2 separate regions of the Homo sapiens genome follow, and region 1 is linked to region 2. Evidence: chromatin contacts called from ENCODE Hi-C or POLR2A ChIA-PET data. All regions are on one chromosome and are shown on one strand. The core of a region is the stretch at or near the end of the contact, and the rest is flanking DNA. Distances in the headings are between cores, read along the strand shown.

Region 1 (5,655 bases), core at 3,106-5,605, 350 kb before region 2:
GTTTTCACTGCTATTTTACCTATTTGAGTGCCTTATATACTGTGGGTACTCAATAAATACTTGTTCACTGAAAGCACAAATGAAGGAATGACTCCCCATTTCACAGATGAGGAAACTGAGGCCTAGATGTTAAATAGCTTTGCCAAAGTTACACAGCTCAGAGCTGAAGGGCTTGGATGGTAAGTAATCCTGGTCTCATTCCAAAGTGGATGATCCTAACATATTATACTACCTCCTGTAGGAATTCTTCAAGTAGACAGATCTTAGTGCTCGTAGAGAAAGGTATGCTTTCCTGCTGGATGTAGTTTTTACCTTGAAGGTTTACCTTCCCTGCCTCTTATCTCACCAGTGAAATCCCTCCTTCTGGGCCAAAGCAAGTTATGAGAGCTGCCATATGCCAGCTGCCAAATGTCTTCAGTGCCAGGCATGTTGCCAAACTAGGGGTAAAATAGTGAATGAGAAACAAATGCAGCCTCCAAAGAGCTCAAGTGACAAAGACTGACTTTTACAACATAACGGTGCTGAGGTGCACTGAAGCCCTGAACCTCTGGAGGCTGCAAGGATAGAGCAGTGATGTGTCAGACCACCTGCATCACTGGTTCCCTGATGGCACTTAATTCAAATTTCATCCTTTGGTAGGGTCTAGTGAAAATCAGCTCAAACCTTGAAAGATATTTCTATGTAACCTAATTAAATGAGTGAGACCTTGGTGCCTCTCACTGCAGGACAGGCAGGATTGAAAATGAAACCAATATCTGACCCAACGAGATTCTGTCCTAAGTTCAGGGGAACAGGTTTTGGTGGCAGGCCCTTTTACATGACTGTTTGCTGGAGCCCACAAGAACCAAGATGAGAATCTGAGGGAAATGGCCACTTTGCAGCCAGGTTACAACAGGAGAGTCATGACCGGCTGCAGTTATAAAAACTGAAAAAAAAAAAAAGAAATCTAGCTGTGCGGCTTCTTTTTTAAAAAACAAACAACAAATAAAAAGACACTATTGGGGCCAGGCATAATGGCTCACACGTGTAATCCCAGCACTTTGGGAGGCTGGGGCAGCCGGATCACCTGAGGTCAGGAGTTCGAGACCAGCCTGGCCAACATGGTGAAAACCCGTCGCTACTAAAAATACAAAAATTAGCCTGGCATGGTGGTGTGTGCCTGTAATCCCAGCTACTCAGGAGGCTGAGGCAGGAGAGTCGCTTGAACCCAAGAGGCGGAGGTTGCAGTGAGCCAAGATTACGCCACTGCACTCCAGCCTGTGCGACAGAGTGAGACTCTGTCTCAAAAATAAATAAATAAACTAAGAGACTATTGGGATCCCCTGTAACGAGGAGAAAGTTTTCGAGTAATTGGTGCCCAGACTGGAGTTTGAGTCTGCCAAGGCCTTGGAACATCTTTAGCAACAAGGTACCAGTTACCTCCTCTGCTACTAGTAATGAGGCATTACCAATAACCCAGCTGAATAAATGCAGCCAGCTGATGTCACAAGCCCCCTCATGTGCTCCCTTCACTCCTCATTGCCCGGGGCCAAAAACAAGAGCCAGGCCATGGTAGTTTCAGCGCTGCCTAGGATTGTGGGACCTTGGGATGTTACTTCCTTTGTCTACTCTGTATTTTCTTCGTCTGTAAAATGGAGTGTTAATGCTGTTACACAGGGTTATTATGAAAACTGTAAAGATTTGGATGAAGTGATTAATTAGTTCAGTGTCTAGCAAGTAATAACTTCCATTTATTAATTGTAAGTGCTTATAATGTATAATTATCCTCATTTTACAGATATGGAAACTTTAAAGAGGCATCTCACCCAAGGTTGTACTGCTAATGCATGCTGGAATGGGGTCTCAAAACTTAGTTGTGTGCTTTTTCCATGATCAGTCTCAACCACCACAATAACTAACCCAGCTCTCCCACTTCTGGATCCATGCCTCAGCTGACATTTCATCTGAGGGAAAGAGGGGAGCCATGAATTAAGTATCCCCTCACCTCTATCTTGGCCTTGCTGACTTGATATCATCCTCATCTCTCTCCCTTCATAGACTGTTAGGGTAAGAGGTGGATAAAGTATTAGAATCCAAGCCTGCCTTGAGAACAGCTCACAGCTGGGTTGTGGAGAGTTAGAAGTTGGCAAACACACAGCTGTTTTATAGAGAAGCCAGATGAGAACATTTCTTCATGGAGGTGAATTTGTTCTTCAGGTTTCTTTGTTTAGGGAAGGCTGGATATGAGCTTGCTTCTGCTTTGTCACTGTAACAGTATTCCCTGTCCATGGGCCACGCCATCCTTTACTCATACGGCTTCCAGTAAGGCTTACTTGTTTGTAAGAATAATCAGTTTATGATGCAGCATTTTAATTCAGTCTAGAGCTCCAGTGGTTATGTGTGCCTGGTCATTGCAGAGACAATTAGAAAAGAAATGGAGGTTGGATTTACCTGTCAAAGTAAGCTGTTCATGAGATTCCTAGGCAGTGTCTCCATGACCAGCAAGTGGCCCATGGTTTGCCTGGGAAGGTTTCTTGAACAGTCACGCTTTATACGATTGTTTTGATCATTTATTCATTCACTCAAAAACATTTGTTGCAGTTTCACCAGTGCCAAGCACATTACCAGGTACTGGTGATACGGCAGGGAACAAAATAGTTAAAGCCGTTTGCCACCACAAAATAATTTTAGATAGTGATCAGTGCTATGAAGACAATACAGCAATTTAGTGTAATAGTACAGGGATGGGGTGGCTACTCTAGATTTCCTGGTCCAGGACAGCATCTGAAAAGATGATATTGGAGCTGAGACCTGAATGTTAATGAGTCATTCATTCCAAGATGTGAGGGTAAGAGCTTTGAGGCAGACCAGCAAAGCACAAGCCTTAAGGCACAAACAAGATCAGCTTACTTGGGGAACAGAAAGAAAGCCAGCGTGGCTGGAAGGTGGCATGAATCAGGCTGGAAAGGGAGAGAGGGGCCAAAGCATGTAGGAATCTGTGGGCTATGGACTTTATTCTAGGGGTTATAGGAAGCCATTGAAGGATTTTTAAATGGGGTACTGATATAATCTATTGCACATTTTTGAAATATTATTCTGAATACAGTTTGGATAATAGGCAATAGTGCATTAAGATTAGAAGTAGGAAGACTAGTCAAGAAGCAACTCCAATAGTTCAAGCAGGAGATGGTGGCAGCAGTGGAGAAGATGAATGGACACACATGGGAGAGGTTGTGCAGGGTGAGTCAATAGGACATGCTATTGGACTCAGTGGGATAGGGAGATGGTGCTGCTAAGATTTTGAGCACCATGCTTGGCACATAGAATGCATTCTTATTCATGATAGCTGTCACCGTCTTTATTTTTTAAATGGCCTGTACACTAAAAGAACAAACTTGAGAAGGAATCTTTAGCCCATTGGAATGACAGCATGGTGCCTAGAGTGTACAGGTGACAACAGTGTTAACTCTTCCCGTTTTTTTTTAATAGATAGCAGTTTCAGAGGAAATGGGTGTTGCAGGTATGGTGAAATATTCAGGAGCCAGAAACTGACTTCCAGTCGATCTCACTCTACCATCAACTCACTGTATGACTTTTAGTCTCTCTTAGTCTTGGTTTCTTCATATGATGTTATTAAATAACTATAAAATGTTTTGAGCACTTATTGTGTGATAGGTACTATGTCAAGCTCTTTATATATCTGCCAACCACTTCATATACATTAATCTAATTTAATCCTTCCAGCAGCTCTTCTGGTAGGTACTACATTGTCCACTATTTCCAAGTACGAACACCGACCTCAAAATCACACAGCTAGTAAGTGGCAGAGCTGTGATTCAAACCCAGGTGTTTGTGACTCCTAGGTCCATATTCATAACCCGCTGCCATATGAAAAGTAGCACTAGGTCATTATGGGTTGGTATACTTCCAACTTCCTACAACTTCAGTTGAAGGTCATCATCATGGGACTCCCAAAGCTACTGAGAACTGTTTTCTGTGTGTGTGTGCGCGCGCGCACGTGTGTGTATCTGCCTCGCTCGCTCGCTGTCACACACACACTTGTGCATGCACACATACAGCGTGAATCTCTATTCAGACAGAGATTAGAGATAAGTGTCAAGTATATTTATTTATTGATCCTTTCTCTTTTTCTCTTTGGTAACTTGTGAGATACAGCAGCTGAGGCAACAGGAAATTTGAAGTCCAGCATTTTATTAAATCTTATGTTTAAGATTTCTATGGAAGGAAACTGCTTGAGAGAGATTTGGTTTCCATTATACACATGCCAAAAGAAGATGAGGAAACTGGGTCAGGTGGATTTCCTGAAGGTACAGGAAGCAGGGAAGGCAAGTCCTTGGGCTAATTTCTGCTTCTAACTCTCCACCCCCTGAAATTGCCTGGGCCCTAGTAGAGGGTATAGGAAAGGTTCCTTTCAGACCTCATCACAGGAGATCGCCAGTGATAGAAAATCCAGCAGCACTGGGGGGAGGAAAGGGAAGCTGGGGAAGGCCAATGTAAAGGCAAAGAAAAGGAAAAACTTAACTGGCCCCAGGGCATTTTTCTCTTGAAGTTCAACAGGAAACTGAGTAATGTAGAAGTTATTTTAAAGAGATGGAACAGATAGACCCATACATGCATATATATGCACACACTGTATCCCATGCCAGGTCATCTCCCTGCAGACACTTTGAAATTGCCCCGTTATTGGCAAGGGTGTGGGGAAAATGGGCATTCCTGTGCCGATGTGAGTAATGATTGTAAATCAATATAAGATTTCTGGAGGGTAGTATCAAATGCCTCTAAAACCATATCTCTTGTGTTCTTTGCAGAATATCTGATTTTAGGTCTGGGGAGGAAATAGCTAAGCCTGAAGGCTGTGTAGTGCTAGAAAGTAGGGAAGTGCTCAAAAACAAAAACAAAACAAAAAACCAGAAAACCGTTATTGATGGGGATATGTCAATGGAACATAGGACCCAACTAACAGAGCACTCAAAGGCCAAAGCTGAGCAGTTTGAGCAACAAAATAGTAATATTGGATTATAACCCAAAGAATAAAATAAACATCCATGAGTCCATTCTGATATAAATGATCAAATAAATAAATGAAGGAGAAGAGACAAAGCTCATGTTTGAAAGTATTCCACATAATGTATGTAGATATTTCACCCTCAAGGAGAGGGAACGTAACTCCTCACTCTTTAAGTATAGGTGGCTCGTAGTGACTTCCTTCCAGAGAATACACTGTGGGAATGGGAAAAAAGAGTAGCCATACCATAGAAAAACATGACAAGCACTACCTCAGCCAGGTGGTCAAGGCCACCTTCAACAGTGCTGTCATATTGATAGTATCAACCCTTGATATGATGTAATGATAATGGCACTTTACCTCTGTAATTTTCCTTCCAAAAGCCCATAACCATGGGCTAATTGTGAGAAAAACATCAGACAGCTTCCGATTGAGGGACATTCTGCAAAATACCTGATCAGCACCCCTCAAAACCGTCCTCACCATCACAAACAAGAAAAGTCTGAGAAACTGTCAGAGCCGAGAGGAGCCTATGGAAACTTAATGATGAAATGTGGTATTCTGAGTGAAATCTGGAGCAGGAAAGGGACTTTAGGGAAAAACTAAGGAAATCTCAAAATATGAACTTTAGTATGAAGGTATCAGTATTG
Region 2 (5,529 bases), core at 1,794-4,293:
GGAATCTTGCTTTGTCACCCAGGCTGGAGTACAGTGGCGTGGTTTTGGCTCACTGCAACCTCCGCCTCCCAGCTTCAAGTGATTCTCTCTCCTCAGCCTCCTGAATAGCTGAGACTACAGATGCATACTGCCACATGCAGCTAATTTTTGTATTTTTAGTAGAGACAGGGTTTCACCGTGTTAGTCAGGCTGGTCTCCAACTCCTAACCTCGAGTGACCCACCCACCTTGGCCCCCAAAGTGCTGGATTACAGGCGTTAGCCACCATGACTGGCCCCCATATTTACTTTTTTTTTTTTTTTTTTTTTTTTTTTTTTTTTTTTTGAGACGGAGTCTTGCTCTGTCATCCAGGCTGGAGTGCAGTGGCATGATCTCGGCTCACTGCAAGCTCCGCCTCCCTGGTTCATGCCATTCTCCTGCCTCAGCCTCCCGAGTAGCTAGGACTACAGGCACCCACCACCACACCCAGCTAATTTTTTTGTATTTTTAGTAGAGACAGGGTTTCACCATGTTAGCCAGGATGGTCTCAATCTCCTGACTTTGTGATCCACCCGCCTCGGCCTCCCAAAGTGCTGGGATTACAGGCATGAGCCACCACACCCGGCCCCTCTATTTACTTTTAAAAGGACACCAGTCATTTGACTTAGGGTCAAGTCTAAATGCAAGATGATCTCATCTAAAGTTCCTTAACTCAATTACATCTGCAGAGACCCCGTTTTCCAAATAAAGTCATATTCACAGGCACCAGGGGTTAGAACATGGACATAACTTTTGAGGGACACAGTTCAACCCCCTACACATAGTATCATGTACACATTCTCAAGTTATTAACAATTCCTAAAACAATCAGTGTTTCAGAATATCTCCTCATGGGGCTGTGGTATGATGTATCTGACACTGCAGTTGCCAGACTCCTGTGATTCTGACCTCTTACATCACTGCAAAGCAATACCTGACTTTGCATATGCCCTGTGGTATTACAAGGGTGAGCCACCAGCTTGAGTCTTTATTGCCTGGGCCTTTATTTCTTTTCCTTTTTTCCATTAGTTGTTTTTTATTTTTATTTTTATTTCTTTTGAGACAGAGTTTCACTGTGTTGCCCAGGCTGGAGTGCAGTGGTGCAATCCTGGCTCACTGCAACCTCCACCTCCCAGGTTTAAGCGATTCTCCTGCCTCAGCCTTGCGAGTAGCTGAGATTATAGGCACCCACCACCAGCCTCGGCTAATGGTTGTATTGTTAGTAGAGACGGGGTTTCACCATGTTGGCCAGGCTGGTCTTGAACTCCTGACCTCAGTGATCTGCCCACCTCGGCCTCCCAAAATGCTGGGATTACAGGCGTGAGCCACCACACCTGGCCAGATTGTTTTCATTGTTTCTGTTTTTCTTATTAAATAAATGTTATATATCTAGCATAGGGATTTTAGAAAAGGAGCCCAGTGATGGTCCTCTCCTTGGTTCTCAACCCTGTGATCTTTGTGTTTTAACCCCTGCCCTGTCACTTTAGGGATCTGGAAGCGGGAAGGAGACATCTGCGAGTGCTCAGATGACTATCTCGATACACTCAGGGTGTATTTTCTGGGGTGACTGTAGGGGCATCTCGGTTCATTTGGTGGCAAATCCAACTTTTCTATTCCCTAACGAGGACTTTGCTGCCTTTATGATTTTTCTCTCACTGCCTGCTTTTGGAAAAATCTTCTGACAGTTATATTTACCAGTAGAACTAGAAGGGAATGCTTCAGTCTATCCTGTGTTTAGAGTCATGGAGTTGGAGGAGGTTTGGGTGGGAATCTGAGTGACAGCCAAGGAGAAGGAGATAGGGCCGTCTTGGGGTTTTCTGCAGTCTCAGACTCTGGGTCTTTGTATGACCCTTGGGAACATGAAGCAGCCAGGGAATGGAGCCAGGACCACTTTACCCCAGCAAGACTCCCAAGCTATATCTTCAAAGGTCTGAGGGACATGGTGCATTCACTTGTCTTCTGCTACCCACAGATGACCAGCTCTGTGAAGGAGGCATCCCCTGGCTTGGGTAGGCAGAAAGTGTTGGAAAGGAATTGAAGTAACATTTCAGTTTGAAGGTTTTGTAACAGATGGTGGTGGCAGCTGCTCTAGGAGAGACAAATGAAGTTAGTGAAATGGTCCTTCATTCAGTCTACCTTGTGCATCCATCCATTTAGCCAACTGTGTTGATACGTATGATGAACCAGGCCCCATGTCGCACACTGGGATGATAAAGAGAGAACACCTGGCCACAGCGTCTGGAAACTCCTTATCTAAGAAGAGGGACAGACTCATGCCCACATGATGAGTTCTGTTGAGTACCAAGGTAGCAGAAAAGGGGAGCTTTGAACTCCATTTGGGAGTAGCCAGGGAAGATGGCCTTTCTGCAAGATTCTTGAGGGAATGATCAGGCACTCAGGCCTGGGAGGGGAGAAGACATCAGACGTCAGGGGATGGTCAGATGCCTGTGCAGAAGGTAAAATGAAATCTGTCAGATAAAATCTACAAAAGAATAGCGGTTGGAGAGTTGTGGGCACAACAAATGCAAAGACCATCCTGGATAAAGTTAAGTTGGCAGGAAGCAAGAGAAAAAGGGGAAAGAAAGTATCAGTATGCAGTCGCTAGAAAGGATAGGACAAAATAACCCAACTTGGAAGGCCCCAGAAAGACAAATGATTCAAGAAGCACCGTCTGTGTCTGAGACGCTGTCCCTGCACAGCAGTGTTGTCCAGCTGGTGAGAGATGAGGATGAGAGGGAGTTTGAATCTGTTCGCTGCTCCTATCTACCTGTTGAAAATGTCAGAGCTGTGAGTCTGCTTCTGGGCTGGTGGCCAGGGTCTGTGGCTCCCAGCGCTGTAGTGTCCTGCCACGTTTGTCTCAGTTGGTAATTGGGTAGAAAACCATCTCCTGGGGCTTGGTGACCAGGGTATGAGGGCACTGAACACAGTGCCAGAGCTTCCAGAAGTGCTGGGGCAGGTGCATCCCTTGCTGACTTGGGGCCCCATTGAGGCTCTGCGTCTGTTCCTCATGACTCATGAATGTGTTCCTCATGACTGTTCCTCATGACTCATGTTCCTCATGACTCATGACTCATGAATGTGGCTGAATTGAGGGCTAAAGCCCTGGGTCTCTCTTACAGCATTGCTTTGGCATTCACCAGGCCAGGGCAGGCGTGAACGGTGGAATAGGGAGTGTGGTAGGATGAGGTGGAAGGTGGGGTGTCCTTTTTCATTCCCCAAAACAGCTTTCTTGAACTATCCACCAGGCTGCAGGGGGTATCGTTTACCTGGGGACTGTGTGGTGTCCCATCTCTAGGGAAGAACAATGTTGCCTCCTAGTGGCTGTGTCTGTCTTGGACACCGGTATCTGAGAACTGAGAACAATATTTGTTCCATAAATGAGGCATGAATATTACTCTTTAAAGATTCCCTGTTGAAGGCAGGCACAGTGGCTCACACGTGTAATCTCAACACTTTGGGAGGCTGAGGCAGCAGGATCACTTGGGGCCAGGAGTTTGAGAACAGCCAGGGCAACAAAGTGAGACCTCATCTCTACAAAAAAATTAAAAATTAGCCAGGCGTGGTACCACACGCCTGTAGTCCCAGCTACCCAGGAGGCTGAGGTGGGAGGATCACTTGCACCCAGGAGTCCCAGGCTGCCGTGTGTTATAATTGTACCAGTGCACTCCAGCGTGGGTGGTAGAGCGAGACCTTGTCTCTTTAAAAAAAAATAAAAAAGGCAAGACCATCCTGGCTAACACAGTGAAACCCCATCTCTACTAAAAATACAAAAAAAATTAGCCGGGCGTGGTGGCGGGCGCCTGTAGTCCCAGCTACTTGGGAGGCTGAGGCAGGAGAATGGTGTGAACCCAGGAGGCAGAGGTTGCCGTGAGCCAAGATTGAGCCACTGCACTCCAGCCTGGGCAACAGAGCAAGACTCTGTTTCAAAAAAATAAATAAATAAAAAATTAAAAAGGAAAGAAAGAAAGAAAGATCCCTTGTTGAAGCTGAATGCCCATGCCCAAATTCTGGCCTTCTCTCTACCTCCTGCTTTTGCAGTAGCTTTCTAATGAGCCTTCCTGACCTCCAGTCCTTGTCACTGAAAGCCCAGTCCTGCTTGTCTTGCTGTCTGTGTTCAAACACACAATAGCCCCTCATTGCCAGTAGCATAAAGCTGAATCTCTTACTGGACATGGAAAGTTCTCCGAGGTCTGATCTGTTCACCACATGCACCCATAGGCACCTCTGAACAATCCTTGGTTTCCCACCTTTCAGGCACACTTTTCTGTCTGTCTAGAACGCCCTCACCAGTCTAGCCAGGCCAGAGGTTTCCAGTTGTTCAAATTGTAATTCACATGGTGCTGTTTCAGTGAATCATGCTCATATCTGGGAATGACCTGAATTCTATCCCAGCTCTGATGTACCCACATGGTAACATTAGAGACAGTCATAATAGCAGCTACTGTGTATTGAGCACTTACTACACAATACACAGTATTGTGTAGTAAGATGGGCCAGGGGTGCACATCGCAAAACTTCAGGGGGTGCCATTTACATCGAATACAGAAGAGAGGCACTGCTGGCCACTGTGCCAAGACCTTCATATAGATAATCTCAGCCCTAACAGTTGGACTCTGTTACCGCCATTTTACGAAGAAGGAAACTAAGGCTACAAATGTTAAGTTTCTTGCCCAGGGCCACATAGCTAGTAAACAATTGGGCTGGGCTGTAGTCAACTCAGGTCTCTTTCCAAAGCCCATGGTCTTTCCATGGCACTCCGCTCCCTCCTTAATAGATGCTAAGTTCCGTGAGGGCGGGATCCCACTTTGAATTGTTTTTAGTCTTCCACCTCCTCCATTGAGCTTGATAAATGTATATTGGTCAAAATCCCCAGTCCTGTCTAGTGCCAGTTACACATCAGTGTCTGTAGTAGAGACCCTGGCGCTAGCATGAATTCTACCAAGCAGGCTAGACTTTACAATCAATCAATAGAATAAAAGGAAGGAAAATAAACAGTTCCTCCCAGCCCACTGAGTACTATTGTCTTGTCTCTTAGTACCACTACAAGGAAATGCTAGATCATGAGCTGGGGCTACCAGAGAGCTTCATAGACTTGACCCCAACACTTTAGCTGGATGACTTGGAGAAAATTACCCCAAAGTGTCTGCAGTGACTTCTGTGACCACCACCAGCTTCCCAAACCAGCCCATCCAACTCCCTTTTCCTGAGTGAGGTAAAAACTGGTAGAACCAAGGAATGCTGAATTTCCAAACGCCTCCTAAGGGAACTGAAACCGCAAATTGGCCACTTGGCTGAGAAATGCTCTCTTTCCCTCCAACACACACTTTCCTTTTCCTTTAGCTAAAGAATCCATAGATGAGTCTCACTTTGTGATACACGTGCTCCTGAAAGCTGTGTGGAATTGAGTCATTTTCTAAATTCACCAGGGAATCTTTCCATTTTAAAGAAAATCTCTAGTCAGTTATAAAACCAGATGCTATCAGAGACAGAAAGACCATTAGAGGTTTATCTA

The links. A loop is a pair of places that touch in the nucleus more often than their neighbours do. ChIA-PET counts read pairs that join two places held with the same protein, here RNA polymerase II (POLR2A). Pooled maps may share reads with other maps.
Region 1: a map of PC-9 shows a loop between it and region 2 (3-fold over the local background). The contact joins two enhancer-like sites. A Hi-C loop is called at or near these places in 1 of 168 maps with a recorded cell type or tissue (PC-9) and 4 of 50 pooled maps. POLR2A ChIA-PET finds 5 or more read pairs at or near these places in 1 of 52 experiments (Panc1).

The regions. Positions count from the first base shown.
Region 1 is chr11:35,792,241-35,797,895 of GRCh38, forward strand. The region is part of intron 4 of TRIM44 (tripartite motif containing 44); the gene reads left to right. Among named protein-coding and RNA genes, the nearest start is that of TRIM44, 130 kb to the left of the region's middle. Within about 2 kb of position 4,356, at least 5 of the 41 ENCODE cell types and tissues checked have a DNase peak (open chromatin) inside an H3K27ac peak, as active enhancers do; they include PC-9 and Panc1, where a contact is called at or near this core.
Region 2 is chr11:36,146,813-36,152,341 of GRCh38, forward strand. The region is part of intron 4 of LDLRAD3 (low density lipoprotein receptor class A domain containing 3); the gene reads left to right. Among named protein-coding and RNA genes, the nearest start is that of MIR3973, 140 kb to the left of the region's middle. RefSeq lists enhancers at 2,466-3,665, 2,605-3,178, 3,058-3,237. Within about 2 kb of position 3,044, at least 14 of the 41 ENCODE cell types and tissues checked have a DNase peak (open chromatin) inside an H3K27ac peak, as active enhancers do; they include PC-9 and Panc1, where a contact is called at or near this core.